2 separate regions of the Homo sapiens genome follow, and region 2 is linked to region 1. A link is an interaction called in ENCODE POLR2A ChIA-PET data of the cell type or tissue named here. Cell type or tissue: HCT116. All regions are shown on one strand. Each heading gives the region's core, and the rest is flanking DNA. Links, peaks and the distances in the headings are about the cores only.

Region 1 (15,452 bases), core at 2,372-10,371:
GGCTTCTTATAACACAGTAGCTGGGTTCTGATGGCATGTTCCAGAAGGGAGCTTCCAGAGAGTGAACATTGCAACAGAAGCAGGTGGAAGCTGCATGGCCATTTAAGGCCTAGATGCAGAAGTCACATAGCATCAGTCCACTGTACTCTACTGGTCAAAGTAGTCATAACCCAGATTCAAGGGGAGGAAACACAGATCCCCATCCTTGGATGGGAGAAATGACAAAGAATGTGTGGCCATTTTTAAGAAATCATCACATGTGCACCCAGTGCTATGTTGTAGCACACTCCAATTTGTGTATTTCCATCCATTTCACTAAAGGTCTGAAAGCCCAGCAAGCATGAATTGAGGTCCAAGGCCCCACTGGTAAGGAGCAGGAGGCCATTGGCTAAGTGGTTCATTTAGCCTGTGTTTAGTGAATTGGATCCCTTTGTCTCTTTTTGCAAATTGCCAGGCCCCGGTGGTCTCACCAGATATTAACTGAGGGGAATTAACTGGACACAGGCAGGAAATCCACTGTGTGAACCCCCCACCAGTCAGAGTTTATGGAGGTATGAGATGATGGGCACTGCACACAAAGCTCAATGTGGTTTCTGTTTCTTTGGGTGAAATCTTTTGATACGATTTCTGATCAAGAGGTGCAGTCTGTCCAATTTACTTCAACTTTCTTTAATTTTTACTAAGCAATACGATTATTATTATTATTATTATTTTTAGACAGAGTCTCACTCTGTCGCCCAGGCTGGAGTGCAGTGGCGTGATCTCTGCTCACTGCAAGCTCCACCTCCCGGGTTCACGCCATTCTCCTGCCTCAGCCTCCCGAGTAGCTGGGACTACAGGCACCCGCCACCACGCCCAGCTAATTTTTTGTATTTTTTAGTAGAGACGGGGTTTCACCGTGTTAGCCAGGATGGTCTCGATCTCCTGACCTCGTGATCTGCCCGCCTCGGCCTTCCAAAGTGCTGGGATTACAGGCGTGAGCCACCGCGCCCGACTGCAATAGGATCTTTTTACCAGAGTGCTTTGGCTGTCGTGGACCACCTGACCTCTTTTCTGGGGACTTTGAAATCAGGAAGTGTCCCAAGAAGTGCCCAGTGAGGAGTCCCCAAGGTTTCAGGGTGTATCCCTTCTAGTGTGATGGATAAGCCCCTCAGCATTTAACTATTTTAGTAGGTGGGTTTGTTTTGTTTTGTTTTTTTCATTTACCCAATAGACATTCATTCAATACTTACTCTAAACCCCATGCCACTGTGTAGGACACATTTCTTGCCCCTCAGGGAGCGCACAGATCTATTAATGAACCATGTAGCTTGTGAGGGGTAGACAATGACAGCGATGAGATCAGAGTGCTGTGAGCATGCTGAATCCAGTCTTAGACTTGATGTGGAGCAGAGACTGGTCAGGGCAGGCTTCCTGGAGTTGAGCCAGGTGAAGAATAAGAGAAGAAGGAGAAAAGATAGGCATGAGTAGAGCAGAAAGTGCTTCTCAGAGGGAGGCAGCATCTGCAGAGATCCAGGGTCTGGAGAGACAATGGAGAATTCCAGAAATTGGTGGCATGTACCTCAATCTGACTGGGGTTGGAATGAACAGAGATGAGGCAGGAGAGATGCAGGGATCAGAGCTATCTCCAACCAGATGGTAGTATCCTGAAAAATTGGTTATTTTCACATATCTTTTGTCCTCTGAAGTTTCTAGGTTCATGTCTTCAACTTTGATGGTGCTTAATAAGAATAATAACATTCATAAAGTGGTTTTAATGTGTTATTTTTGCATACAGTATTTCATTCAGTCTTTATAAGAACCTTTTGAAGAAATAGGGCGGGTGGCATGCAGCTCAGTTTACAGTTTAGGAAAATCAAGAGGTAGGAAGAATTGTGATTTACACAAAATCAGGGGCCTGAAACTCACACCCAAGTCTCTTGCCTCCAAATCCCACACTCTTCTTACTATGCAGATTGCCTTGATTGAGCTGCAAGGAGAAAGTTTTGTATTGTATTTGAGAAAACTCACAACACAGAAGAACAATATTTCAGCCTTGTCTGACATGACAGATCAGGTCTGAGCTGTGGCCCCAGGTTTTGGTGATTGACCCATGAGTCTTGTGTGTGTCTCTGGTGAGCAGAATGCCCGGTATATGTGGGTCCCCAGTGGATACAGGTCAGGGAGCAAGCAATCCTCCACACTGGAAGATGACTTATTCACAAGGCTGGGCATCCCTCTCAGACAAAACCCACTATCATATCTCTTCTGGTTTAATTCATGTTTTGACACTCAGCAAATTCCCCAGGAACTTAGCTGAAGAGTTTCGTGAGCCGGAAGTGCCTCTGAAAGAAGTGAGCAGAGAGAAGGTACGTGGAACTTTATTCATAGTTGAGCAGGCAAATGATGACTCTCGGTTTTTCTCTGGAGGGGAGCTCTTCCTTGAGGTGAAACGGGCTGAGGAGACATGAGAGAGGGCAGAGAAGCACCACAGACTGACATCAACCTGAGGCCTTCTGATGCTAAGAACATCACAACTTCCCTGGTGGGCAACTGGGTTCATCTGTCCACTGTCTGCCATGATCGGCAGATATCAAGAAGCCATTTGCAAAGTCCAAAGGACAAATATGGTAAAATACTCAAGAAACTCTCTGAAGAGTTTATTTGTAGTGGACCAGAGGTCACTGTGCTGCTGCCAGCACCCCACCCCCACCCCAGTGATCTTGATAAGTCTTTCATGGTTTTGTACCCTAAAATTGTGATTACCTGGAACCAAACCTTACCATGCCAAGGGCTTCCACTAGATGGGATTTTTGCAGTACTAAATATCTACAAGAAAAAAAGAGCTTGTAGAAAAAAAAAACAGGAAAAAACAGTTGTTAGGTGGAGGACTAGTTTTATCTAGCTTTCTATTAAAAGCTTCTGTGATTGCCTGATAGGCTGATAACAGGAAGATATTGTTGAAATACATATTCCAGATCCTGTCCTGAAGTCACTGCAGATTCATCTCAGTTCACTGCAAACTCTACAAAAGCCAACCTGGTAAAAGATGGAATTCTGATTGTTCAGGAAACAGAAGTGGAGGACAGAGTAAAAAGACTGAGATTAACTGTCTGGTTTTCTTTCCACTCTGGGCACCAGAATTTTGCCTCTTAATAGCTAGGAAGGAGCCACCCATCTCAAGAATTCAGATAGAGCAATGCTTTTGAAAGCAACCAACTCTTCACTCTGATATAAAACGTCAGTGCCCATGTTATCTGAATAGTAACATATGTAGAATGTGAATACCATACAGCAGGTGTGAACTGAACTTTCAGTCCCTCCTCACTGAGCAGGACACTTCAACAACACGTTGGTCCCAACTCTTCCTCTTTCTCTTAGTGACCAATTTTGCCATTTTCTGCTCCCATGTTTTTTATACACTGAAATTTCCCCTTCTTCATTTCAGTGAGCCTATCACTTAAGTCCTTGGTCTTTGCACCTTAAAAGTCTCTAAGATCCTTTTTTTTTTTTTTTTTTTTTTGAGATGGAGTCTTGCTCTGTCACCCAGGCTGTAGTGCAATGACGTAATCTTGGCTCACTGCAACCTCTGCCTCCTGGGTTCAAGCAATTCTCCTGCCTTAGCCTCTCAAGTAGCTGGGACACAGGCATGCACCACCACACCCAGCTAATTGTGTTGTATTTTTTAGTACAGATGGGGTTTCACCATGTTAGTCAGGTGGTCTCAAACTCCTGACCTCAAATGATTCACCTGCCTCAGCCTCCCAAAATCCTGGGATTACAGGCATGAGCCACCGTACCCAGCCTCTAAGATCCATTCTTTATGGAAATGTTATTAAGCTCCAATATTCTCTGCAAAAATGCTTGTAGCCTGCATCTCTTTGTTAAATCCAGGACAACTTTCACTCATTCATTCATTCAACTATTAAGGTGTACCTAATACATGCTGGGCATTGAGAATAAAATGATAACCACTTTATCACCCCATCTCTCAGTCTCTTTTTAAAAGAGTATTGAGATACTATCAATAGCAATAATAATAAAAACATGACCTATGCCTTCAAAAGGTTTAGTTAGTAGAAGAGATAAGTAAATAGACAGTTCAATGCAGTCTCATGGGCACCATAGTGAGAGACAGTACAGAGTGGCAGAGCAGCAGAAGAGGGGTTCACAATCCAGGCCTGGGCAGCCAGGCATTCTGTCTTACTGCAGAGCCAAAGACAGGGCTTTGTGTGCACGTGGTTTACAGAGGGGATGCTCTAAGGAGAAAGGAAGTGAGGGAAGGGTGCAGGGCAAGAGAGTAAAGGTAAGCAAGGAGACTACTTTCAGCTTAAACCAACTGTTTAGTTCATGATTCTGCTATATGGTTCTTCTGGTCTGGAACAGGCTCCACTGATGTTGGCTTGGCTCCCTCATGTATCTAGCCTAGGTCAGATCAGGCTGCTAGTTCCAGAGAAACTCACACACATTAATTTCACCACAAAATTGGATGCACCTTGAGTCAAGAGGGCCAGTCTTTTAACCTTCCATCCGTGTCAGCCAGCCATTGGCCGCAGGCTGCCACTGGTGGGAGGGGAGGACTAGTTGTACTGTGGGGAGGTAGTAGGGAATTGGCCATAAAAAAAGAGAAGAGGGCATCTGTGAGCTGTTAGCAGCCAACGCTCATGGTAGCTGGGGACTGGGTACACCAGTCCATAAAGGAAAGTTGGGTGGGCATCATCAGCATCTGCTGTCGGTCTCTAAACTGAGACTTGAGTGATGAGCAATAGTTGGTCAGGTGAACAGTAGGGGAAGAGTATTCCAGGTTAAAGAAATAGTCTATTGCAGCAGTGGCTCATGGCTGTAATCCCAGCAGTTTGGGAGGCGAAGGCGAGTGGATCATCTGAGGTCAGGAATTCATGACCAGCCTGACCAACATGGTGAAACCCTGTCTCTACTAAAAACACGAAAATTAGCTGGGTGTGGTGGCACACACCTGTAATCCCAGCTACTTGGGAGGCTGAGGCAGGAGTGTCACGTGAACCCGGGAGGCAGAGGTTGCAGTGAGCCGAGATCATGCCACTGTACTCCAGCCTGGGAGACAGAGCGAGACTCCATCTCAAAAAAAAAAAAAAGAGAAACAGTCTATGTAGATGGCCAGAACTAAGAGAGAGAAAGACCATTCACGGCGACATAGGTGACGGGGATGGGCAGTGTTGAGAACACATGGGGCTGCAATAATATCAGGGAGCTCAATGTGAAGGGTCTTGTATGATTGTGTAAGAAGGAAAATATTTTTGAAGTATTTGCCCAATATTTCTGTGTTAGTCAATATAAGCTAAGTTATGTTACATAACAAGCAACACCCAAACCTTAGTAGCTTACAACAAAAAGATTTATTTCTTATCCTTACTACATGTCCTTTGCCAATCAATTTTGGGGTCTCTATTGCCCAGTGTTTTCATTCTGGGACCCAATCCATAAAGGAAATTTGGATGGGCATCAGCAGCATCTGCTACAGGTCTCCAAACTGAGACCTGAACGATGAGCAGGAGCAGCCGACAGAGCAGCTACCGCCTGAGGCGCTGCTTCCATAATTGCCAAAGCAGGCAAAAGGGAACATGGAAAATCACACACTAACTTAAAGCTCCACTTGCAAGTGATAACAGAAAAACAAACACATTTTAATTTTTAAAGCATCATTAAAAATAGAGAGTTGTCCAGGTGCGGTGGCTCACACCTGTAATCCCAGCACTTTGGGAGGAAAATGCAGCTGGATCACCTGAGGTCAGGAGTTCAAGACCAGCCTGGCCAACATGGGGAAACCCTGTCTCTAATAAAAAATATAAAAATTAGCCAGACATGGTGTTGCATGCCTGTAGTCCCAGCCCAGCTACTTGGGAGGCTGAGGTATGACAATCGCTTGAAGCCGGGAGGTGGAGGTTGCAGTGAGCTGAAATCATGCCACTGCACTGAAATCTGCGTAACAGAGTGAGACTCCATCTCAAAAAATATATATAGACAGAGTTATCACAAAAGTGATAGAATTCCAATTTATCAAGAAGACGCATCAATACTAAACACACATATGCATAAAATAAAATATATATAAAGGTACATCATAAAATTAAAAACATAGGCCGGGCATAGTAGCTAACACCTGTAATCCTAGCCCTTTGGGAGGCCAAAGCGGGCAGATCACTTGAGGTCTGGAGTTCGAGACCAGCCTGACCCACATGGTGACACCCTGTCTCTACTAAAAGTCCAAAAAATTAGCTGGGAGTGGTGACAGGCACCTGTAATCCCAGCTACTTGGGAGGCTAAGGCAGGAGAATCGCTTGAACCCGGGAGGCAGAGGTTGCAATGAGTTGAGATTGCACCACTACACTCCAGCCTGGGCGACAGAGCGAGACTCCATCTCAAAAAATAATAATAATAAAAATATAAAGTTACAACAATTCTAAACATGCAGATGCATAAAATAAAATATATGAAGAAAATTTATACAAACACAAAAAAACTGACAAATCCTCCATCGTACAGCATTAAAAAGCTGATGGAATAGTAAGAAAGAGATAAATAAATCATTCAGAGACACTTCTGCTTTTTTTTTTTTTTTTTTTTTGAGACAGAGTTTCACTCCGTCACCCAGGCTGGAGTGCAGTGGCATGAACACAGCTCACTGCAGCCTCAACCTCCTGGGCTCAAGCAGTTCTCCTGCCTCAGCCTCCCAAATAGCTGGGACCACAGATGCAGGCCACTACACCAGGCTAATTTTTTTTTTTTTTGAGACAGAGTCTCGCTCTGTCACCTAGGCTGGAGTGCAGTGGCGCGATCTCAGCTCACCACAACCTCCGCCTCCCAGGTTAAAGTGATTCTCCTGCCTCAGCCTCCTGAGAAGCTGGGACTACAGGCACGTGCCACCACACCCAGCTAAATTTTGTATTTTTAGTAGAGACGGGGTTTCACTGTGTTAGCCAGGATTTCACTGTGTTAGCCAGGATGGTCTCAAACTCCTGACCTCATGATCCACCTGCCTCAGCCTCCCAAAGTGCTGGGATTACAGGCGTGAGCCACCGTGCCTGGTAACACCAAGCTAATTTTTTAAATTTTTAATGGAAACTTGGTCTCACTATGTTGCCCAGGCTGGTCTCAAATTTCTGGGCTCAGGTGATCCTCCTGCCTCAGCCCCACAACGTGCTGGTATTATAGGCATGACCCACCACAACCAGCCACTTTTGCATTTTATTATCCAAAGCAAAATAAGTATGAAACTAAAAACTCTGTTTGGAAGGGTTTACCAAAGTTGAGAAGTCTAATAGGAAACTGACCCACATTAAGCTGAGTGGCTCTAGCTGGGGGATGCACTTGTCAGGGTAGGAGTATAACAGATGGAAAGCAAACCCCTTGAATTCCCCCCTGAGCAACGCCCTTGAATTCCCCTCAGAGGAACCCCTCTGAATTCTCAGGGGGGTGTAGGGACAAGTACCTTGATGCTGAGCAAGGCAGGAATAACTAACAACCCATCCCTGATAGGTTGTAAGCAGAGGCTAGCCCTAGTGTGGATTTATGTTCTAAATTTGTGTCACAAGATTAGTCCAATAAACTTAAGGTGATTAATTAGAGCATTATACAGAACTAATATTGCAGCTACATATCTGACAGAAGCAAACTCAAAATTATCTTGGAATAAGGGTATATTTATCCTAAACTTGGGAAATCCTCTCAAATAATATTCAACGTCAGGCTAGGAGTGGCAGCTCAGGCCTGTAATCCCAGCACTTTGGGAGGCTGAGGTGGGAGGATTACTTCAGCCATGGAGTTCAAGACCAGCCTGGGCAACACAGGGAGACCCTGTCTCTACAAAAAAAAAAATTTAAAAATTAGCTGTGCTTGGTAGTGGTGCATCTGTAGTCCCAGCTACTCAGGGGGCTGAGGTGGGAGGATTACTTGAACTCAGGGGGTCAAGGCTGTAGTGAGCCATGATTGCACCACTGCATTCCAGCCTGGGCAACAGAGTGAGACCCTATCTCAAAAACAATAAGAATTATTATTATTATTATTTTCAAGGTCAAAGGGTAGCCCCAGCCAAATATAATCAAAGGCACAATGCAACAAAGCAACATAAGACCATAGAGACAAATCCACATAGGCCTCAGATATTGAAATTATGAGACATATTTTAAAATAAACATTCCTACAATACTTAAATAAAACAACCTTGAAAATATCTACAGGAAGAGAAAACTACAAGGAAGCATCATAGATTTGCAAAAGAACAAAATAGCACTTTTGAAACTGCAAAATAAAATAACCAAATTTTAAAACACAACATATGGGTTTGGGAATTGGTTAGACACAGTAGAAGAGACAATCAGTAAGTGGAATGTAGATCAGAAGAAATGATATAGAATGTAGCATAGAAAACAAACAAAAAGGAAAACATGAAAGAAAGGTTTAGAGACCCAGAGGATAAAGTGAAATGATTAAACATGTGCTTAATCTGAATTCCAGAAGGAGAAGATAAGATGAAGTAGAGGTAGTATTTGAAGAAATAATGGATGAGGATTTTCTAGAATCAGTGTTTAAGACACCAGTCCATAGATTCAAGAAGCCCAACAAATACCAAATATTTAAACTGAAGTTCACACCTAGACATGTCAAAGTAAAATTGAAGAACACCAGCAACAAATAGAAGCATCTTAAAAGCAGCCAGAGGATAGTCTACTGCCACTTCAAGGGAGTGGCAGTAGACTCAAAGAGGATTTCTCAAGAGTAAAAGCAGAAGACCAAAGATAATACAATGATATATTCAATATACTGAAAGGAAACAAATGCTGACCTAGAATTCCATATCCAGTGAAAATTCTCCCTCAAGAATGTTGGCAAAATAAAGACATTTTATGATAAACATAAACAGAGACTCTCACTGAAGGGTACACTAAAGTATGTACCTCAGTCAGAAAGAAGATGATTCTAGAAAGTTCTAGGATATAAAAAAGATTGAAAAGCAAATAGAGTGGTAAACCTGTGTATAAATGTAAACAAATATTAAATTCATGACATGCAGTAAAAATGGTTATTGGACCTCATAAGATTTAATTACAATATAACATTGTAATTGCATAAATTACAACTTGTAAAAACAAGAACTATAAGACAGGAACAATAGAAATAGAGTTAAAATTTCTACTTTAGTTGTTTGTCTTTGTGGTTTTTTTTGTTGTTGTTTGTTTTTGTTTTGTTTTTGTTTTTGTTTTGGTAATGTCTGTAATAAGGGCAAAGGTAGTTGGTTAATTTTAAACTTTGAAAATTAAATATACTCCCCCAAAAAGGCAAGGAATGAGAGAAAAAGAAACCTGCAACAGGTAGTATAAATATAATCTATGAAATAAGTTTTTTTTTTTTTTTTTTTGGAGACGGAGTTTCGCTCTTGTTGCCCAGGCTGGAGTGCAATGGTCCCATCTCGGCTCACCACAACCTCCACCTCCCGGGTTCAAGAGATTCTCCTGCCTCAGCCTCCCAAGGAGCTGTGATTACAGGCATGCGCCACCATGCCTGGCTAATTTTGTATGTTTAGTAGAGACGGGGTTTCTCCATGTTGGTCAAGCTGGTCTCAAACTCCCAACCTCAGTTGATCCACCCACCTCAGCCTCCCAAAGTGCTGAGATTACAGGCGTAAGCCACCGCACCCGGCTGAAACAAGATGTATACAGGACTATCAGAAGCCACATTAATACAAAATAGGGTATATGCAACAGTTAAAAGACCAAGATTGTCAGACTATGTCCTTAATAAACTATGTATTGTCTACTAGAAATCAAGTTGAAAACATATGAATACCAAGAGGTTGAAAGTAAAAAGATGGAAACAAGTATACCATGCAAATACAAACCAAAAAACAAACTGACGTAACTTTGTTAGTATCAGGCAAAATATCTTTTCTTTTTTTTTTTTGAGATGGAGTCTCGCTCTGTCTCCCAGGCTGGAGTGCAGTGGTGCAATCTCAGCTCACTGCAACCTCCACTTCCCAGGTTCAAGAGATTCTCTGCCTCAGCTTCCCGAGTAGCTGAGATTACACACATGCGCCATGACGCCTGGCTAATTTTTGTATTTTTAGTTGAAACGAGGTTTCCTCATGTTGGCCAGGCTGGTCTTGAATTCCTGGTCTCAAGTGATCTACCCATATCGGCCTCCCAAAGTGCTGGGGTTACAGATGTGAGCCACCGTGCCCGGTCAGTATCGGGCAAAATATCCAACGTAAAAAGAGATACAGAAGACCTTTGCTTTTTTTCTTTTTCTTTTTCTTTTTCTTTTTTTTTTTTTTTTTGAGATGGAGTCTCACTCTGTCACCCAGGCTGGAGTGCAATGGTGCGGTCTCGGCTCACTGCAACCTCCACCTCCCGGGTTCAAGTGATTCGGCCTCAGCCTCCCGAGTAGCTGGGACTACAGGTGTATGCCACCACACTCAGCTAATTTTTGTATTTTTAGTAGAGATGGGGTTTCACTGTGTTGGCTAGGCTGGTGTCAGACTCCTGACCTCATGATCCGCCCATCTCTGCCTCCCAAAGTGTTGGATTACAGTAGTGAGCCACCACGCTGGGCCCAGATTTTTTTTTTTTTTTTTTTTTTTTTTTTTGAGACGGAGTCTCGCTTTGTTGCCCAGGCTGGAGTGCAGTTGCACGATCTCAGCTTACTGCAACCTCTGCCTCCTGGGTTCATGTAATTCTCCTTCCTCAGCCTCCCAGGTAGCTAGGATTACAGGTGTGTACCAGCATGCCCAGCTAATTTTTGTATTTTTAGTAGAGATGGGATTTCACCATGTTGCCCAGGCTGGTCTCGAACTTCTGACCTCAAGTGATCTACTTGCCTCAGCCTCCCAAAGTGCTGGGATTAGGGGCGTGAGCCACTGCGCCTAGCCCTGATGGTTTTTTTGTTTGTTTGTTTTTGAGAGGGAGTCTCACTCTGTGGCCCAGTCTGGAGTGCAGTGGCATGATCTTGGCTCACTGCAACCTCCACCTCCTGGGTTCAAGCAATTCTCCTACCTTGGCCTCCCAAGTAGCTGGGATTACAGGCACACGCCACCATGCCTGGCTAATTTTTGTATTTTTAGTAGAGACAGGGGTTCACCATGCTGGCCAGGCTGGTCTCAAACTCCTAACCTTGTGATCCACCCACCTTGGCCTCCCAAAGCTGATGGTTTTAAATTAAGGATTTTAGGATATAGTTTGAGCTGAGGAATATAGAAAGCATTACATATCAAAACTCATGAGATACAGCTAACACTATATTTAGAGGGAAAGTTATAGCCTTAAATGTGTTTATTAAAGACGAAAGTCTGAAATTTAATGAGCAAAACATCTTCAAGAAGTAAGGAGGGCCCAGTGTGGTGGCTCATGCCTGTAATTCCAGCTACTCAGGAAGCCAAGATGCAAGGATTACTTGAGGCCAGGAATTCCAGGCAAGCCTGAACAACATAGCAAGATCTTGTATTTTAAAAAAAATTTAAGTAAGGAGGGAATGGAAAGAGCTAATTAACGGTTTCGAAGTTAAAATTATTTAGGAGGAATAGTGCTAATGTCCTTATTGCACAGTAGGTTGACTATAGTTAACAATAATGTATTGAATATTTCAAAAAAGCTAGAAGAAAGGATTTTGAGTTTTCACTAAAAAAAGATAAATGTTGAGGTGATGGATATGCTAATTATACTGATTTGATCATTACACAAAGTATGCATATATTGAAACATCACATTGTACCCATAAATATGTACAATTATTATGTGTCAATTAAAATTTTTAATTAATTTTTTTCAGAGAAAAAATTTAATCTCTTAAAAGCTTCCTTTTCTTTTTTTTTTTTTTTTTTTTTTTTTTTGAGACAGGGTCTCACTCTGTCACCCAGGCTGGAGTGCAGTGGCACCATCACAACTCACTGCAGCCTTGACCCCCTGGGCTCCAGCCATCCTCCCACTTCAGCCTCCTAAGTAGCAGGGACAACAGGCACATGCCACCATGCCCAGCTAATTTTTTATTTTTTGTAGAGACAGGGTCTCACTATGTTGCTCAGGCTGGTCTCAAAGTCTTATTCGCAAGAAATCCTCCCATCTTGGCCTCCCAAAGTGCTGGGATTACAGGTGTAAGCTGCCACTCCCGGCCAAGTGTGCCTTTTTGACAATAAAATTCTACCCTTTCTTATGAAAAAAAAAGAAAAAACACCAAAAGAATTTTTTTTAATGTGGAAGAAAGAAATACATGTAATACATGTAAAAGCAGAAATTAATGAAATAGAAAAATACGTATTCAATAGAGAACATCAACAAAGTCAACAGTTTTTTATTTTCAAGTACTAATAAGTTGATAAACTCAGGGATGAAAAGTGTTTCCTCACCTCTGTAAGTGTTTTAGCCTAAGAGCTAAAGAAATCTTTCTTTATTAGGAAAGTCTGTATCCACCCTCTGAAACAATGAATGTGACTGTAATCCCAGCACTTTGGGAGACCGGAGCAGGTGGATCACCTGAGGTTGGGAGTTCGAGACTAGGCTGACCAACGTGGAGAAACCCCATCTCTACTAAAAATACAAAATTAGCCGGGCATGGTGGCACATGCCTGTAATCCCAGCTACTCGGGAGGCTGAGGCAGGTGAATCGCTTGAACCCAGGAGGCGGTGGTTGCGGTGAATTGAGATTGCGCCATTGCCCTCCAGCCTGGGCTTCAAGAGCGAAACTCCATCTCAGAAAAAAAAAAAAGAAAGAAAGAAAGAAATATTGTCTCTACTAAAAATACAAAAAAAAAAAAAAAATTAGCCGGGTGTGGTGGTGGGCCCCTGTAATCCCAGCTACTCAGGAAGCTGAGGCAGGAGAATCACCTGAACCGAGACGTGGGGGTTGCAGTGAGCCAAGATCATGTCGCTGCACTCCAGCCTGGGTGACAGAGAGACTCTGTCTCAAAAAAAAAAAAAAAGAAAGAAAGAAAGAAAAAAAAGAAAACCAGGGTTCAAGGCTAGCCTTTTCTCTTCTACTTCTTTCTTCCCTCTTCTCCTTTCCCTTCCCTCTCACCACCATCTCAGATCTATCACATGTAATGTTACTTCCGTTGGCCAAGCAAGGCCTCCATCAGGCACTGCTGCCTCTCTCTGCCGAGTTGTTGCAAAGATTATTCTGCCTTGGGTTTGTTCATCCATTGCAGAAAAGGGAAGAAAGCAGGCTTGGACTTTTTGCCGTCTGTTACAAAACTCCTATTGTATCAGAGTCCCATGAATCCCTCTGCTACAGGAGTCCACGATGTAAGAGCTTCTCTCCCTCTTCAACAATTGAAACAGGAAATTTGTTTTTTTTTTTGTTTTTTAATTTTGATGCTGTTTCTGTGGGAAAGGGTGAGGATGGATTGTTCTTCGCAACTCTCACTTAAAGAAAATGTCTCCTAACTCTTTTATCTTCATGCCGAATGTGCTAAGAATCTCACAATCAGTTTGTTTATGGCAAATGCCCCCCTCCAAAAGGAGCCTGTTGTTTTTCACCCCAACTGTGGACGTTAAGACAGTTCTCTCACCCAAACGTTTTTGAGATAATGGGCATTTTCCTGTTTTGGTGACACCTGTTCTTCATACTTTACCTCTACTCTCCCATCAGCTTAACCACAGTATCATAACGTGGCCATCACGTACCTTCTGCGGTGTATAGTCCCGTGATCACTAAACAATGGTTAGCGATAATAACAATAACCAAAAGAGAAGAGAAATGCCCCTGCTTTAATTAGGTTAAGGGCGTGTAAATATCCATGGAACTGTGTCAGAAATTCAGACGTAAGGATTAGGACCATGTTGGCAAAAAATTCTGTGGGCTTTCGGGGCAGAAGAGGACATGAATAGAACAGATAGTAAACTCTCCCATGCCTCCCAAGAGCTAGTTTCCCCTGAACGGTGTCAGTGCAGAGGCTGTCAATCTTCTCGGATGATATCCCTCTCTATGGCGCTTAGCTTACAATATTATAGTTCTTTGTTTACCACTGACTGAGGGAGCCTTCATGACAAGTGGCATAGGATTTTAATTCTCATATTCATGGTACCAAGGACAGCACATCTAGCCCATAGTAGGTCCTCAGTCAAGGCTTCCATGACTCCATTCACAGACTGAGAGGGAGTCTACATGTTTCCTTTCAGCATGTCTAACACAGATGTCAGCTGAGGTGCCCCTTCGCTTTAAAAATCTAGATAAGATTTGGCCAGGCACAGTGGCTCACGCCTGTAATCCCAGCACTTTGGGAGGCCGAGGCAGGTGGATCACTTGAGGTCAGGAGTTTGAGACCAGCCTGGCCGACATGGTGAGAAACCTCATCTCTACTAAAAATACAAAAATTAGCCAGGTGTGGTGGTGGGCGCCTGTAATCCCAGCTACTAGGGAGGCTGAGGTAAGAGAATCGCTTGAACCTGGAAGTGGAGATTGCAGTGAGCCGAGATTGCGCCACTGCACTCCAGCCTGGGCCACAGAGCAAGACTCTGTCTCAAAAAAAAAAAAAAAATCTAGATGAGGTTTGTCTTTAAAACCTTCCACAATTTCTGTGAACACCTGGAAGGCTCACTTTCTCATGGTTTCCTCAGTCTAGACATTCTGCCTCTGCCTCCACTGAATCCATTCAGTTCATGAACGATCTCACCATCCTACACATTCTTTAGCAGTATCTTGACTCAAATGTGAAACAGAGTCCCTTGAATTTCACAAAAAACTTATCCACATCAGGCCTCTTTAATGTGTAAAAACTTTACAGAAGCATTAAAGAGATGGAGGAGGAGGTGCGGTCTACAGTGTCACAGCACAAGCTCAATATATTGACTATTAAATATCCCAGTGTGTAAAAGATATTCTACCACCATCCATTTTCTTGATCATCCTTTTGTCTTCACTCTTCTCTTCTTTGTCCACCCCCACCTCTGAATTTCTAATAATTTTAAAATTAAACCTGTCCCATCTATATTCCTGAAATGACACATCCTTGCCTTTCTTCTCCACATCCAGCTTCTGAGGAAGGGGCCCTAAGAAGCATGAAGCTTCCACGGGCTAAGGGGGAGGGAGAGAGGAGTCAGAAAGGAAGCAGAAGAGTTGGGAGCTTCCCGGAGAAGAGTCCCGGCACTGCTGCCTCCCATGGCCAAGCCCTTGGGATAAGGAAGCACAATAAAATCCCCACCCAGGTTTTGGGATGTGAGAAAATAAGGCTTCGGGGCCACGTTTCCAATGTCAAGCTTGGGGAGGAAGCAAGATCCCTGAGTTCCCCATCACAGTGCAAGGGCAGACGCAACACAGTGTGGGTTGTGTCTGCATGTGGACCAAGGCAGCCTGCAAGAGTTCTCATGAACCAGCCATGGAGGGGAAAGAGTAGGATGGTTTCCCACACCAGCTTGAGCAGCAGGAAGCAGAAAAGGCCCTCGATAGCTCCAGTAAGTCTTCTGAGGCTACAGAGAAGAGCAAGAGAAAATGGAGCATTTCCCATGTCCGAA
Region 2 (15,452 bases), core at 4,068-12,067, 200 kb after region 1:
CGGCCTCCCAAAGTGCTGGGATTACAGGCGTGAGCCACTGCACCCGGCTGGTCTCAATGTCTTGATCTTTTTTTTTTTTTTTTTTTTTTTTTGAGATGGAGTTTTGCTCTTGTTTCCCAGGCTGGAGTGCAGTGGCACAATCTCGGCTCACTGCAACCTCTGCCTCCCGGGCTCAAGTGATTCTCCTGCCTCAGCCTTCCGAGTAGCTGGGATTACAGGCATGCACCACCATACCCAGCTAATTTTGTATTTTTAGTAGAGATGGGGTTTCTCCATGTTGGTCAGGCTGGTTTTGAACTCCTGACCTCAGGTGATCCACCCACCTCGGCCTCCCAAAGTGCTGGGATTACAGGCGTGAGCCACTGTGCCCAGCCAATGTCTTGATCTTGTGATCCGCCCACCTCGGCCTCCCAAAGTGCTGGGATTACAGGCGTGAGCCACCACACTCGGCCACACTGCTCTTATGAAAAGCCAGAAGGAAGAAAAAGCCTATTTTTTCCCCTATTCTGGGAAAGAAGGCCTGGAAACTTCAGGGGATCCAGGGAAAGGATAGGCCAGGGAAGTTCCCCTCTTATCCACTCCTACACCTGTGGCAGCTGCCATCTCTAGTGGACTGGATTTTCATAGGCAAAAAACAGAAAACCTCAGGAACCACTCTGACAACAGCAGAGGCCGTTTACTGTGTAGCCTTAGCTAAGGAAGCTCTTTTCCTTACCACTGCCCTGCAAAGTGAGCATTATTTTCATTTTACAGGTGTTGAGACTGAGGTTCAGAGGCCAAGAAGCTTACACATGCTCACACAGCCAGGGAGTAGCAGAGCTGGGATTTGAATCCAGGAGTGTCTAATCCCAACGTCCAAGACTTTTCCATGAACCCATCCTGCTTCCCTTCCAAGTCTGCAAGGGAGGTCCGGATACAGGAGCTCTACAGGGCATTGATGGTAGCTTCTGCATTTACTTAATTTATGTAACTTTCACTGATCTAGTATAATACTAGGGACTGACTGTTTCTTGAGCTTTACAAATACAACCTCATTTAAGCTTCATTAACAGGTCTATGAGGTCTGTATCATTATCATCCTATTTTACAAATAAGGAAATTGGCTGGATGCAGTGGCTCACGCTTATAATCCCAGCACTTTGGGAGGCTGAGGCAGGCAGATTGCCTGAGTTGAGGAGTTCGAGACCACCCTGGGCAACATGGCAAAACCCATCTCTACTAAAAATACAAAAATTAGCTGGGTGTGGTGGTGCATGCCTGTAATCCCAGCTACTTGGGAGGCTGAGGCATGAGAATTGCTTGAACCCGGGAGGTGGAGGTTGCAGTGGGCCAAGATAGCAAGCACCACTGCACTCCAGCCTGGGAGACAGCAAGACTGTCTCAAAAAAAAGGAAACTGCAGCACAGAGAGGTAAAGTAACTTGCTCTAGGTCACACAGGAAGTAGTAGGGCTGGGAATTGGACCTCAGTAGTTTGGTTCCCAGTATATGTTTCCCACCTTCCTTGAAGTGCTATCCAGGAGGAGGAGGAGGAAGCATACAAGTGGATGCATCACAAAGAAATTAGAAAGCAGCAAAGTGAAAATCCAAAGTCCGTGGAAAAGAACCCACCTTTTGCCTGACTTGAGTGATAGGAGCCTGTGTTGGTGGGACTCAGGACTCACATGCCTGGTGGTGTCATCACTGGGCCTGTGGCTAGTGTTGCTCTTCTCAGGGGGACAGCAGGAATCTTGTCCAAGTAGGCTCCTTGACCCAACCACTTAGTGTGGCACGGGAAGAAGACTTCTTTCTTTTTTTCTTTTCTTTCTTTTTTCTGAGACAGAGTCTCACTCTGTCGCCCAGGATGGAGTGCAATGGTGCGATCTCGGCTAACTGCAACCTCTGCCTCCCAGGTTCAAGTAATTCTCTCACCTCTGCCTCCTGAGTAGCCGGGACTACAGGCACGCACCACCATGCCTGGCTAATTTTTGTATTTTTAGTAGAGATGGGGTTTCACCATGTTGGCAAGGCTGGTCTTGAACTCCTGACCTCAAGTGATCCGCCCACCTCGGCCTCCCAAAGTGCTGGGATTACAGACGTGAGCCACCGCGCCTGGCGGAAGACTTCTTTGTTTACAACCTCTCCCATCTATACTCCTTTCCCGCCGTGCCATTAAACCCTATCTGAGATAGAGGACCTTAAAAACCTGCCCCCACCAGATGATGATGGATTAATCCCCACCTCAGGACTGCTGTCCACCCTGCATTTCACCAGATGTGAGTCAAGCAAGAGCAGCCACACTAACCACTTCTCAACACTGTGCTGCATCTCCTCATCCTAACAGGGCTCCTCTAACCAGTGTTTTGGCCATTGCCTGCATCTGCAGCCATCTCCCAAATCTCCCAGATTCCTCCCTTTCTGGTGTTCAGCGCTAATGAAAGTCACAACGATTAAATGGAAATCGGAGTTTCTCAACCTAGAAAACATGCCATTTTTACAAAGGGAAATTTGGATGTCGTTGTGGTTTCCTTATTGGATTGTTTTGGAAGCAGTGTGGGGATAGGAGTGCTGGGAGCTAAATACACAGAAAAGCAAGAGCAAACTATTTTTTTTTTTTTTTTGAGACGGAGTCTCGCTCTGCCGCCCAGGCTGCAGTGCAGTGGCGCGATCTTGGCTCACTGCAAGCTCTGCCTCCCGGGTTCACGCCATTCTGCCTCAGCCTCCCGAGTAGCTGGGACTACAGGTGCCCACCGCCACGCCCGGCAAGAGTTTGCAAGAGCAAACTTTGAAAGAAACCAGCTGGGCGCAGTGGCTCACACCTGTAATCCCAGCACTTGTGGGAGGCCAAGGTGGGTGGATCACTTGAGTCCAGGAGTTTGAGACCAGCCTGGCCAACCTCGTCTCTACTAAGAATACAAAAATTAGTTGGGTGAGCGGCCGGGCGCGGTGGCTCATGCCTGTAATTCCAGCACTTTGGGAGGCTGAGGCGGGCGGATCATGAGGTCAGGAGATCAAGACCATCCTGGGTAATGTGGTGAAACCTCGTCTCTACTAAAAATACAAAAAAAAAAAAAAAAAAAAAATTGGGCGTGGTGATGCACGCCTGTAATCCCAGCTACTCGGGAGGCTGAGGCAGGAGAATCGCTTGAACTCAGGATGCGGAGGTTGCAGTGAGCCGAGATTGTGCCAATGCCCTCCAGCCTGGGCGACAGAGTGAGACCCTGTCTCAAAAAAAAAAAAAAAAAAAAAGAAAAGAAAAGAAAAGAAAATAAAGAAACCAGTCCTCCTGGCCCTCTCTCCTGGCTAAGTGAGGACACAGGGAGAAGGCAGCCATCTATAAGCCAGGAAGAGAGCCCCATTAGAACCTGACCATGCTGGCACCTTGATCTTGACTTGTGGCCTTCAGAACTAGCGAAGATATACAACAGCAAATCATCAGGAAGGCATTCCATTTGGTATCTAAGAGAAATGAAAATGTTTGTAATTTCCTAGAAGGGGGATTTTGATATTAGTCTTTTTTTGCGGAGTCTTGCTCTCGCCCAGGCTGGAATGCAGTGGCGCGATACTGGCTCACCGCAAGCTCCGCCTCCCGGGTTCTCGCCATTCTCCCGCCTCAGCCTCCCGAGTAGCTGGGACTACACGCACCCGCCACCACGCCCGGCTAATTTTTTTGTATTTTTAGTAGAGACGGGGTTTCACTGTGTTAAGCCAGGATGGTCTCAATCTCCTGACCTCGTCATCTGCCCACCTTGGCCTCCCAAAGTGCTGGGATTACAGGCGTGAGCCACCGGGCCCGGCTTTTTTTTTTATGCTGAAAAGATATATATATATATATTTAGAATTAGGCAACTGGACTCAGTTTAGATGATCCCAATTTTGTTGGCAACATCCAAAGCATCGTAATCAGGAGCCAGTCAAACATACACCTTCTTCTCTCCATCAGGCCGAATCAGGGTGTTGACCTTGACCACATCTTTGTCATAGAGCTTCTTCACAGCCTGTTTAATCTGGTGCTTGTTGGCTTTAACATCCACAATGAACACAAGTGTGTTATTGTCTTCTATCTTCTTCATGGCAGACTCAGTGGTCAGCAGAAACTTGATGATAGCATAGTGGTCAAGCTTGTTTCTCCTAGGAGCGCTCTTCCGAGGATATTTGGGCTGTCTCCGGAGTCGCGGTGTCTTGGGCCGCCGTAAGGTGGGTGACGTGCGGATCTTCTTTTTTTTGTGGCTGCGGACACCTTTCAACACTGCCTTCTTGGCCTTTAAAGACTTCGCTTTGGCTTCGGCTTTAGGAGGGACGGGAACTTCCTTCTTCGCTTTCCGCGCTATCTTGTGACAAGGCTTTTTTTTTTTTCTTAAGACAGGGTCTCCCTCTCTTCACCAGGCTGGAGTACAGTGGCACCATCTCGATTCCCTGAAACTTCTGCCTCCTGGGTTCAAGTGATCCTCCCACTTCAGTCTCCTGAGTAGCTGGGAGTACAGGCGAGCGCCACCATGCCTGGCTAATTTTATTTTATTTTTATATTTTTGGTAGAGACAGAGTTTCACCATGTTTCCCAGGCTGGACTTGAACTCTTGAGCTCAAGTGATCTGCCCATCTAAGCCTCCCAAAATGCTGAGATTACAGGCGTGAGCCATTATGCCTGGCCTCAATTTTTTTTTTTTTTTTTTTTTTTGAGAGGGAGTGTCGCTGTGTGTCGCCCAGGCTGGAGTGCAGTTGTGCGATCTGGGCTCACTGCAACCTCTGCCGCCTGGGTTATAGCGATTCTCCTGCCTCAGCCTCCCAAGTAGCTGTGATTATAGGAGCCGGCCACCTCACCCGGCTTTTTGTATTTTTAGTAGAGATGGGGTTTCACCCTGTTGACCGGGCTAGTCTCCAACTCCTGACCTCAGGTGATCCACCTGCCTCAGTCTCCCAAAGTGTTTGCTCACGCCTGTAATCCCAGGACTTTGGGAGGCTGAGGCAGGCTGATCGCCTGAGGTCGGGAGTTCAAGACCAGCCTGGCCAGCATGGTGAAACCACCCCGTCTGTACTAAAAATACAAAAATTAGCCGCGCATTGTGGCGGGTGCCTGTAATCCCAGCTACTTGGGAAGCTGAGGCAGGACACCTGTAATCCCAGCTACTCAGGAAGCTGAGGCAGGAGAATCACTTGAACCTGGGAGGTGGAGGTTGCAGTGAGCCGAGATTGTGCCACTGCACTCGAGCCTGGGCAACAGAACCAGACTCCGTCTCAAAAAAAACAAAACAAAACAAACAAAACAAAAAAAGTTCAGCAGGGGCTGGGGGCAGTGGTGCGCCTGTAATCCCAGCACTTTGGAAGGCTGAGACAGGTGGATCATCTGAGGTCAGGGTTCAAGATCAGCCTGGCCAAGATGGAGAAACCCTGTCTCTACTAAAACTACAAAATTAGCCGGGCATGGTGTCACATGCCTGTAATCCCAGACACTTGGGAGGCTGAGGCAGGAGAATCGCTTGAACCTGGGAGGCAGAGGTTGCAGTGAGCCAAGATCGTGCCATTGCACTCCAGCCTGGGCAACGAAAGCAAGACTCCGTCTCAAAAAAAAAAGAAAAAAAAAAAAAAGTTCAGTAGGCCAGGGGTGGTGGCTGATGCCTGTAATCCCAGCACTCTGGGAGGCTTGAGGCCTTTGGGAGGCTGAGGCGGGTGGATCACCTGAGGTCAGGAGTTCGAGACCAGCCTGGCCAACATGGTGAAACCCGGTCTCTACTAAAAATACAAAATTAAGGCCGGGCACGGTGGCTCATGCCTGTCATCTCAGCATGACTTTGGGAGACTGAGGCAAGTGAATTGCCTGAGCTCAGGAGTTCCACACCAGCCTGGGCAACATGGTGAAACCCAGTCTCTACTAATATACAAAAAATTAGCTGGGCGTGGCAGTGTGTGCCTGCAGTCCCAGCTAGTCGGGAGGCTGAGGCAGGAGAATTGCTTGAGCCCGGGAGGTGGAGGTTGCATTGAGCTGAGATCGCACCACTGTACTTCCAGCCTGGGCGACAGAGCGAGACTCTGTCTCTAAAAAAAAAATGAGGCCAGTCGTGGTGGCTCACGCCTGTAATCCCAGCACTTTGGGAGGCTGAGGCAGGCGGATCACCTGAGGTCAGGAGTTCGAGACCACCCTGGTCAACATAGTGAAACCCCATCTCTACCAAAAATACAAAAATTAGCCAGGTGTGGTGGTGCGCGCCTGTAATCCCAGCTACTCGGGAGACTGAGGCAGGAGAATCGTTTGAACCCCGGAGGTGGAGGTTGCAGTGAGCTGAGATTGCGCCATTGCACTCCAGCTTGGGCAACAAAAATGAAACTCCGTCTCAAAAAAAAAAAAAAAAAATTAGCCTGCCGTGGTGGCACATGCCTGTAGTCCCAGCTACTCAGGAGGCTGAGGCAGGAGAATCACTTGAAGTCAGGAGGCAGAGGTTGCAGAGAGCTGAGATCGTCCACCGCACTCCAGCGTGGGTGACAGAAGGAGACCCGTCTCCAAAAAAAAAAAAAAATTCAGTAAAAAAAGATAGATAGATGCATACATACAGGTTTGTGTGTGTGTGTTTGTGTGTGTGTGTGTGTGTGAGAGAGAGAGAGAGAGAGGAAGCATGCTAGAGTAAATGCTGGCAAAGAATCAGTTGGTGGATTTAGGACATAAAGTTTCATTAAGCGACTTTTCCATCCTTTTTTTTTGAGACAGATTCTTGCTCAGTCGCCCAGGCTGGAGTGCAAATGTGTGATCTCGGCTAACTGCAACCTCTGCCTCTGGGGTTCAAGCAATTCTCCTGTCTCAGACTCCTGAGTGGCTGGGATTACAGGCACCCACCATCATGCCCAGCTACTTTTTGTATTTTTGTAGAGATGAGGTTTCGCCATGTTGGCCAGGCTGGTCTTGAACTCCTGATCTCAGGTGATTCGCCAACCTCGGCCTCCCAAAGTGTTGGGATTACAGGCGTGAGCCACCGGGCCCGGACATCCATCTTTTCTACATACTTAATATTTTTCAAAATTAAAGATTGGGGGAAAATAAGGTGAATATTCAGAAATGCAATTCATTGTGCTTTCTAGAGAACTGATAGCAAATAAATAGGGAATCATCTTCCCCTATCCTCAAAATAATACATAACACACATCATACTGTATGGGGAGCGGATGTCACAACCTTGAAGGCCCTCCCATGGAAACCACAGAACCATCAGGGCCCAGGCCTGAGACTTTCCTGGCCTAACTCAAATTGCAGACAGCTCGCTCCAGCACAAGAGACTCTCCACAGTGTGACGGAACTCTTCCTTGTATTGATATGGAACATGGCCCCTATTATTCAGGCACGGCCCCTATTATCCAGGCACATGAAGCAGCTTCCTATCCCTTTGTATCTGCCCACCTGAAATGACACCTCCTCCATGGAGCCTGGTTTGAATTATTGGGTCTTTGTTGTTTGTCAGTTTGGCTTGGGGCTCTTGAGCCTAGGACTATGTTGTCATCTCCTCTTTTCTGCCCTGTACACTGGGCAAGTTATCTTGCCTAGAGCAGGCAGCTGGAAGGGGTTTAAAAAAATATGATTGAGGCCGGCAGGGCGCAGTGGTTTAGGCCTGTAATCCCAGCACTTTGGGAGGCCGAGGAGGGTGGGTCACCTGAGGTCAGGAGTTCGAGACCAGCCTGGCCAACATGGTGGAAACTCCGTCTCCACTAAAAACACAAAAATTAGCTAGGTGTAGTGGCGCACGACTGTAATCCCAGGTACTCAGGAGGCTGAGGCAGGAGAATCGCTTGAACCCAGGAGGCAGAGGTTGCAGTGAGCCAAGATCGCGCCACTACACTCCAGCCTGGGCGACAAAGCGAGACTCTGTCTCAAAAAACAACAACAACAACAATAACAACAACGAAAAATAAGACAAAAAAGGTATCCGCCCTTTCCCTTCACTCACAAATAAAGTAGTGAAACAAATAATTAAATACTGAGACAGAATAAAATTAAATAATGGGGAAAACAGAATTAATGAAGTAAAATTAATGAAGTAAAACCATAAACCAAATAAAATATTGAAGTGAAATAAGTGAAATAAAATAAAATGAAATAAATAAAAATAAAAGAAATAAAATAAGTCACATGAAACGGAGTTAATGAAGCAAGCTCCGCGGTGGCAGAAGGAGACGTGCGGGTACCTGCCGGCCGGGCTTCGGCGTTTCCGCGGCGCTCTGGGCCCCGGATGTGGGCCACAGCTGAGGGTCAGCTGGAGGGCGGGTGGGGCTCCTCGCCGAAGTGCCCCTGGGCTTGACAGCGTTCCCCGCCCTTCTGGGGCCTGCTGCGCCGACCGTGCCGCCGGTAGGTGGTGCTCTGGGTCCCGAGCCTCGCGCTGCGCCCGCGATTAAGTCCGCCCGGCGCCGCCGCGCCGGCCGCTGGGTCAGTCCGCGCATTTGCGCTCCGGGCGCCTGTGCTCAAGAGAGGGACCCCGGTGGCCCCTCAACTCTGGGTTGTGTCTTCTTCCGTAAAACGTGCATGAAATACCCTTACCCCTTCGGCCCCGCCACCTGCGGTCGCTTGGATGCCACTGAAGACGAACCACGTAATGGGTAGTTTGGAGCCCCTAGTGTCACGCCAAACACAGCGTGTTCGCCACAGGACATAAATGTGACGCTGTAGTGGGGCATGGCTCAGCCAACGCCGTGCCCTTCCTCGCTGGAACAGAGGTTGTTCCAGATACAACTCTCTTTGTCAAGTGTCTCAAGTATGGAGTAAAAAATGTTCACCTGCCCGGCTCCCCAGGGGAAAGGCTATCCATTCAGAAAGTAGCTATTTGTGGCTTTAACCGGGATGAAATAAATGACGGCAGAGGACGTTTGAAGGCGGCCCCGGCCCGAGGACAGAAGTCCCCGGCCAGCCGTGCTGGGGTGGGGGAGGGCCGAGGGTGGGGACGGGGATCTGGGGCCGCTCACATGCAAATGCGCCGGGACAATCCGGCCGGGCGCCTCTGCGCCTCCGGGAGGCCGAGGCAGGAACAAAGCATTAGCATTTTCTACATGTGAAAGGCCTGCATTCCTGGGCGGGGAGGCCCCCGGGGCGCCGCCCCCCTCTTCCCATTCACACTCGGGACCACACAGAGCGCCTCTCGCGCCAAAAGCTCCGAGGTTCGTTTCAGCTTTTCTTTTCATCCGAGCGATGCATACGAAATGTAGATATTTCCCTAAACGCCGGCTTTGACATTTAATGCGATCCTAAGTAGTCTGAAATGTGGACGGGATTAGGAGGAGGCTGGGGGCCCACAGGGACACTTGGCCAAATCCCCCTAAATCCTCCAGGACAATTGTTTGTCACCACACGGATTCCTATTGCCCCAAATGAGGGGGCTAATGAACTTCGCTGCCTCCTCCCGTCGCAGCCCCACTCCCACCCTGGAGCCTGCATTTCTGCCCAGTCCTTTCTAGGAAGAAAGGGAAGATGAATTTTTAAATTGCAAGTTTTCTGCATGGGTTTGGTTACTTTAGTCCAGGCCAAGTTGACTTGGAGGATTGACTTTGACCAGTAACTAACCCACCCGTCCCGGGCTACTATTTAACTCTCACTCCATAAAGGCGCAGAGGTCAAGGATGCTGAGGCCCTGTGAATCTTGGGCTTATGTTAATAGGCCTTCACCACCTTGAAAGAAGTAGGCCCTGGGTGTCGTTGCCAGGCCTAGAAAGGACATGTCACCAAAAATTCTGTTTAGCAGGCTTTATTGTTCACCTAGAACAATCCACACACTGTATAATGCACAGCCTGTCTTCAAAGGTACTTACAATCCAGTAGGGGAAAGAAAATGGTCAACAAAGAACACGTCATGAAAGACATGCGCTTGCAGATTTGCCTAGTTACTATGGGGCTGAAACAAAAAAGCTTCTGGGACCAGAGCATGCCCTCAGTAAGCATGTGTGAAATGAAGAGTGGGGGCATAAGAGGAAATCCCTTGGAGGAGGATAGGGCTATGGAGAGGCAGTGTGGGATGCCCAGGATGTTGACACATTAAAACTGGAAGGGAGAAAATTTTAGGCAGCAGAAGAGACTGAAGCAAAGCTCTGAGGGTAGGAAATGGTGACTCCTTTTAGGGGATGGCAGAGAATCCAGTGGTGGAACAAATGGGGCATAAGGGAGGGATTAATAGTAGCTAAACTGGGTGTGGTGGCTCATGCCTGTAATTCCAGCACTTTGGGAGGTGGGAGGATCACTTGAGGCCACGAGTTTGAGACCAGCCTGGGCAACATAGTGAGACATTGTCTCTGCTTTAAAAAAAGAAAAAGGCTAAGTAGGAAGGGCAGAAAGAGACCTTCAGGTATCCCTGAAGCAACCCCTAGGCAGGAGCCAGAGCTGTGCTATAGGAAGTTACAGGCTGTGGTGAGGAAGAAAGGGTGGGAGAAGGAATCTGAGGCAAGGAGACCGGGTACCTCTTGTCATCACAAGATGAGGTCCTGGGCAAGGCAGGAAAGAATAGGATGAGAACACAGGATGCCACTAGGTGTTGAGCAAATCAAAAGTGAAGGAGGACTGGGTGCAGTGGTTTGCACTTGTAGTCCCAGCTACTAGGGAAACTGAGGTGGGAAGATCATTTGAACCCAGGAGTCTGAGGCCAGCCTGGACAACATAGTGAGACTCCGTCTCAGAAAAAAAGTGAAGGAGGTGGTAATTTATCTCAAGGAGTCCCCCTCCATTCCCCACTGTCCAGCCTCAGTGCTGTTATATAATCTTTGCTTTGATATCACTTTTACATGATACAGTGAAAATTATGGTGTTCCCTTTCAAACATTTGGGAGTTCAAGGCACATTCAGCAATGGTACAATGGCCGCACCCTTAAACATCATTCTAATCCTATGAATTAGTATCCCCATTTTACAGATGAAGAAACTCAGGCACAAAGAAGCAAAGCAACTTGTTTCATATCAAAATTGTTCCAGAGAGAGAACCAAGATTTGAAGCCAGTCGGGCTAGAGGGTCCATGATGTCATCAGTCACTTTTCTCCAGGTGGCTTCCAAGAACAGGGAGGAATGAGAGAGACTCAGAGGTAGCACTGAGATGAAGGAAGTACAGAGGGAGACTGGGCTGAGCAGGCCCTTTCGGTAACAAGAGGGATAAGTGAACTCACCTGTATTAAGTGTCCACCAGGCACACTTTGCATGCATCATCTCATTTTAATCCTCACACTAGGCCCTGAAGAAAAGCATTTTACAAACTGGTCAAAAAACCTCAAGAGAGATGAAGTCATTTGCTCAAAGTCACTTAGATTGAGTAAGGGCAGAGCTGTCAGAAAACTAGTCAGAAAGGGACTATGAGAGGTGACACTCTGATATGAAAGAGGAGGCGGAGGGTGCATAGTTTCCACATGCAGGCAGATGGCAGTGCATTGGGCAAGGCCATGCAAGGTTGCTGGCCTGTGTTCCAGTCAAGGGCATGGCTTTAACAGAGCTCTGCAGGAGGCTGTTAAGGGCCGGAGGGCACAAGGGAAGACTACTACAGCTGTTCTGAGGGTTCATGCCATGTGGTTTGGGAGACACTTGCAACAACATCCTCCTGGGTCCATGAAGAAATTCATGAGGTCGATTTTGTCCCGTATTGTAGATGATGCAGCTGAATGAGTGGTAGAGCTTCAATAGACCTAATGGCTCTCAGAATTCAAAACCCCAGCAAAGGCCAGGCACGGTGGCTGATGCCTGTAATCCCAGCACTTTGGGGGGCTGAGGCAGGTGGATAGCTTGAGCTCAGGAGTTTGAGATCAGCCTGGGCAACATAGCGAAAACCCGCTTCTACAAAAAATACAAAACTGGGCATGGTGGCTCTTGCCTGTAGTCCCAGCTACTCGGGAGACTGAGGTGGGAGGACCACTTGAGCCCAGGAGGTCCAGGTTGCACTGAGCCTTGATAGAGCCACTGCAACATTTGCCTGGGCAACAAAGCAAGACCATAGAACAACAACAACAACAAAACCCAAAAACCTAAAAACGTAAACCCCAGCAAATAAGTTGCCATATTTTGAGACTGATGCCTATGGTTCTCATATCTGCTAAATTCCAGAAAACCATATACCATAGAAGAAACTGTATTTACCAGGGAAGATACAAAGGGGGAAGAAACTGGGAACAACCAGGAAAAACTTTAGTAAGTGACATTTAAATCCTTTTTTTTTTTTTTTTTTAGACAAGAGTCTTGCCCTGTCACCCAGGCTGGAGTGTAGTGGCACGATCCTGGCTCACTGGAACCTCCATCTACCAGGTTCAAGTGCTTCTCCTGCCTCAGCCTCCCGAGTAGCTGGGATTACAGGCACCCGCCACCACGCCCAGTTAATTTTTATATTTTAGTAGAGACGGGGATTTCGCCATATTAGCCAGGTTGGTCTCGAACTCCTGACTTCAAATGATCCACCCGCCTTGGCCTCCCAGAGTGCTGGGATGACAGGCGTAAACCACCAAACATGGCCAAAAGCCTTTTTGTATAGATAGGGTTGTTACTAGAAAGGGGTCCCGATCTAGACTCCAAGAGAATTCAGAAAGACTTCAGCGTAAGTCTGTAAAGTGAAAGCAAGTTTATTAAGAAAGTAAAGGAATAAAGAATGGCTACTACACAGGCAGAACAGCCCTGAGAGCTGCTGGTTGCCCATTTTTATGGTTATTTCTTGATGATGTGCTAAACAATGGGTGGATTATTCATGTTTCCCCTTTTTAGACCATATAGAGTAACTTCCCAATGTTGCCATGGCATTTGTAAACTGTTATGGCGCTGGTGGGAGTGTAGCAGTGAGGATGTCACTCTCATCACCATCTTGGTTTTGGTGGGTCTTAGCTGGCTTCTTTACTGCAACCTGTTTTATCAGCAAGGTCTTTATGACCTGTATCTTGTGCTGCCCTATCTCATCCTGTGACTTAGAATGCCTTAAGCCTTAACCACATGGGAATGCAGCCCAGTAGCTTTCAGCCTTATTTTACCCAGCTCCCATTTAAGATGGAGTTGCTCTGGTTCAAACCCCTCTGACAGAGTTACCTCAGTTAGCAGAGGTGGCTTTAACAAAATGGGGCAGGAAAAATAGGTGGGAAGAAGCCTTCCTGGCTATGGGAACCAGTATGAGTCCAGACACAGAGGTGAAGAACTTATATTTAATTTGCTGGGCTCTGCTGACAGTAGGCAGTGGAAGGAAAAGCTGAGCTGCTGGAACATTAATCTGAAAAACACTGAATTGGCCTCCCTTAGGATGTGCAGGGCTATGCCAGCAACTGCAGCAGGCATGGTTATGACATCTTTGCCAGGCTTCCCTGCAGCTTAGGATGGCTCCATGACATGATGTGACAAAAGAGATGTTAAGCTCAAGGCTGCTGAGGTTTCTAAGAAAGTTTTGTTCCAGATAGTCTCCCATCAAGATTAGCTAGTTTTTGCCCTGTTTTTCTTGCCTTCAATGTTGATGTGATACTGGAATATCTTGTGACTATGGAAACAAATGCCCAAATGCTGAGGACAGTGGCATGGAAAAACAGAGCTGAGTCCTGGATGGCATCACGGGACACTAGAACCCAGGCCAGCAGCTGCCTTCATATCCCCTTCTCAAGTGAGAGAAAAATAATCTTTAAGTCACAGACCTATTTTTTGCTACTTGCAGCCAAATATAGTCTTATTTAATATAGGACCTGCCCTACCCTTACTAGGTATTGCCTGCTTTCCCATAAACAAACCAGCATGCAGAGAAAGTTCTAATTTCTTGATTTCTCTAAAGATGTGTTTTTTTGAAGTACAATTATAGGGCTTTTCCCCTTCATACTACCATGACTATGTGAGTTCCTAGCGATTTATGAAGTCTGTGGACTCACTCTCCAGAAAATTCCCAGGCAAAGCAATTCTGCTCATTTGAGTGGGTCTCACAGTACTGCTGTCGGTCTGGAGTATGGGAAAGCAGAGACGGCAGACTTAAACCAACAGCAGTGCAGATTACGGGTCCTATGGTCCTACTTAGAAGGGGCTTCAAGAGGTCCAAGGAAGCTAGGCTATCTCTGCTTTCTGTGTCCACCTGTAAAAATCTACTCTGTGTACAAAACAACTACAATGTGGCACTCGATCAATGGAGCCCCTACATCCATCCATCCATGTTTAAAAAGAGGAGGATATTCTCCCCTTCTTTGAGTCTGTTGGCAATGCCTATCTCAGTCACAAATATTCAGTTCTAGTATATATCATTACCTGAGTTCCGCTTCCTGTCAGCAACAGAATAATTCAGATAGGCTGGGCTCGATGGCTCACGCCTGTAATCCCAGCATGTTGGGAGGCTGAGGCGGGCGGATCACCTGAGGTCCGGAGTTCGAGACCAGCCTGACTAACGTGGAGAAACCCCCATCTCTACTAAAAATACAAAATTAGCCAGACATGGTGGCGCATGCCTGTAATCCCAGCTACTCTGGAGGCTGAGGCAGGAGAATCACTTGAATCTGGGAGGCGGAGGTTGCGATGAGCCGAGATCGTGCCATTGTACTTCAGCCTGGGCAACAAGAGCAAAACTCCGTCTCAAAAAAAAAAAAACGGCCAGGTGCAGTGGCTCACACCTGTAATCCTAGCACTTTGGGAGGCTGAGGCGGGTGGATCACAAGGTCAGGAGTTCCAGACCAGCCTGACCAACATGGTGAAACCCCATCTCCACTAAAAATACAACAATTAGCCAGGCGTGGTGGCGGGCACCTGAAATCCCAGCTACTCAGGAGGGTGAGGCAGGAGAATCACTTGAACTCAGGAGGCAGAGGTTGCAGTGAGCCGAGATTGTGCCACTGCACTCCAGCCTGGGAGACAGAGCAAGACTCCGTCTCAAAGGAAAAAAAAAAAGAATAATTCAGATAAAGTTTCAGATAAATCAGTACTTATCCACACACTTGTCTCTCTAGTTCTGAAACTGAGGTAACATGTAGATTCAGCTAATGTGTCTCCAAACTAGGGAAGTGAAGCATTGTGACGTTAAGGGATATTCCTAAATGGCAAGCTTTGATGAATCTACCAAACACCATCTTAACTAGGGGGACACCCAATTTACTAGAGCAAATCCACATTGTCTTTTGTTTGTTTGAGACAGGGTCTCACTCTGTCACTTAGGCTGGAGTGCAGTGGTGCCATCATAGCTCACTGCAGTCTTGAATTCCTAGGCTCAAACAATCCTCCCACCTCAGCCTCCAGAATAGTTAGGACTACTGGCATGGGCCACCATGTCCAGCTTTTAAAAATGTTTCAGAGACAGAGTCTTGCTATGTTGCTCAGGCTGGTCTTGAACTCCTCAAGTGATCCTCCCGCCTTGGTCTCCCAAAACATTGGGATTACAGATGTGAGCCACTGCACCCACTTGTATTGTTTTTTCCCCCTACTTAATGTTAGTGTATATACATCCTATTGGCAAATTTTGTCAACGTCAATCCCACAACACATAACTGTCTCTTGGGAAGAAGCTATTAAATTCTTGTTTGCATTTGCAAAAGGGTTAGTAATGA

Evidence for each region. ChIA-PET counts read pairs that join two places held together with the same protein. Peaks named below come from ENCODE experiments on the same cell type or tissue, not always from the same donor. Only the 100,000 strongest peaks of a DNase experiment are listed, where the experiment ranks them.
Region 2: POLR2A ChIA-PET joins it to region 1 with 5 read pairs; 3 of 35 experiments call an interaction of 5 or more read pairs at or near these places.

The regions. Positions count from the first base shown.
Region 1 is chr3:32,976,236-32,991,687 of GRCh38, reverse strand. It overlaps a transcript of GLB1 not described here. Among named protein-coding and RNA genes, the nearest start is that of CCR4, 32 kb to the right of the region's middle. In HCT116, for the core only: no CTCF peak of the experiment used is centred there; no DNase peak of the experiment used is centred there.
Region 2 is chr3:32,774,502-32,789,953 of GRCh38, reverse strand. It overlaps the pseudogene RPL23AP43. Among named protein-coding and RNA genes, the nearest start is that of TRIM71, 36 kb to the left of the region's middle. RefSeq lists silencers at 2,757-2,933, 8,274-8,353, 15,363-15,452 and enhancers at 8,094-8,173, 7,938-8,657, 8,594-8,673, 8,658-9,379, 9,380-10,100. In HCT116, for the core only: CTCF peaks have their summits at 8,322 (motif pointing right) and 11,323; DNase peaks (open chromatin) are centred at 8,303, 8,563, 8,973 and 11,362; H3K4me3 peaks cover 1,386 bases; H3K27ac peaks cover 534 bases.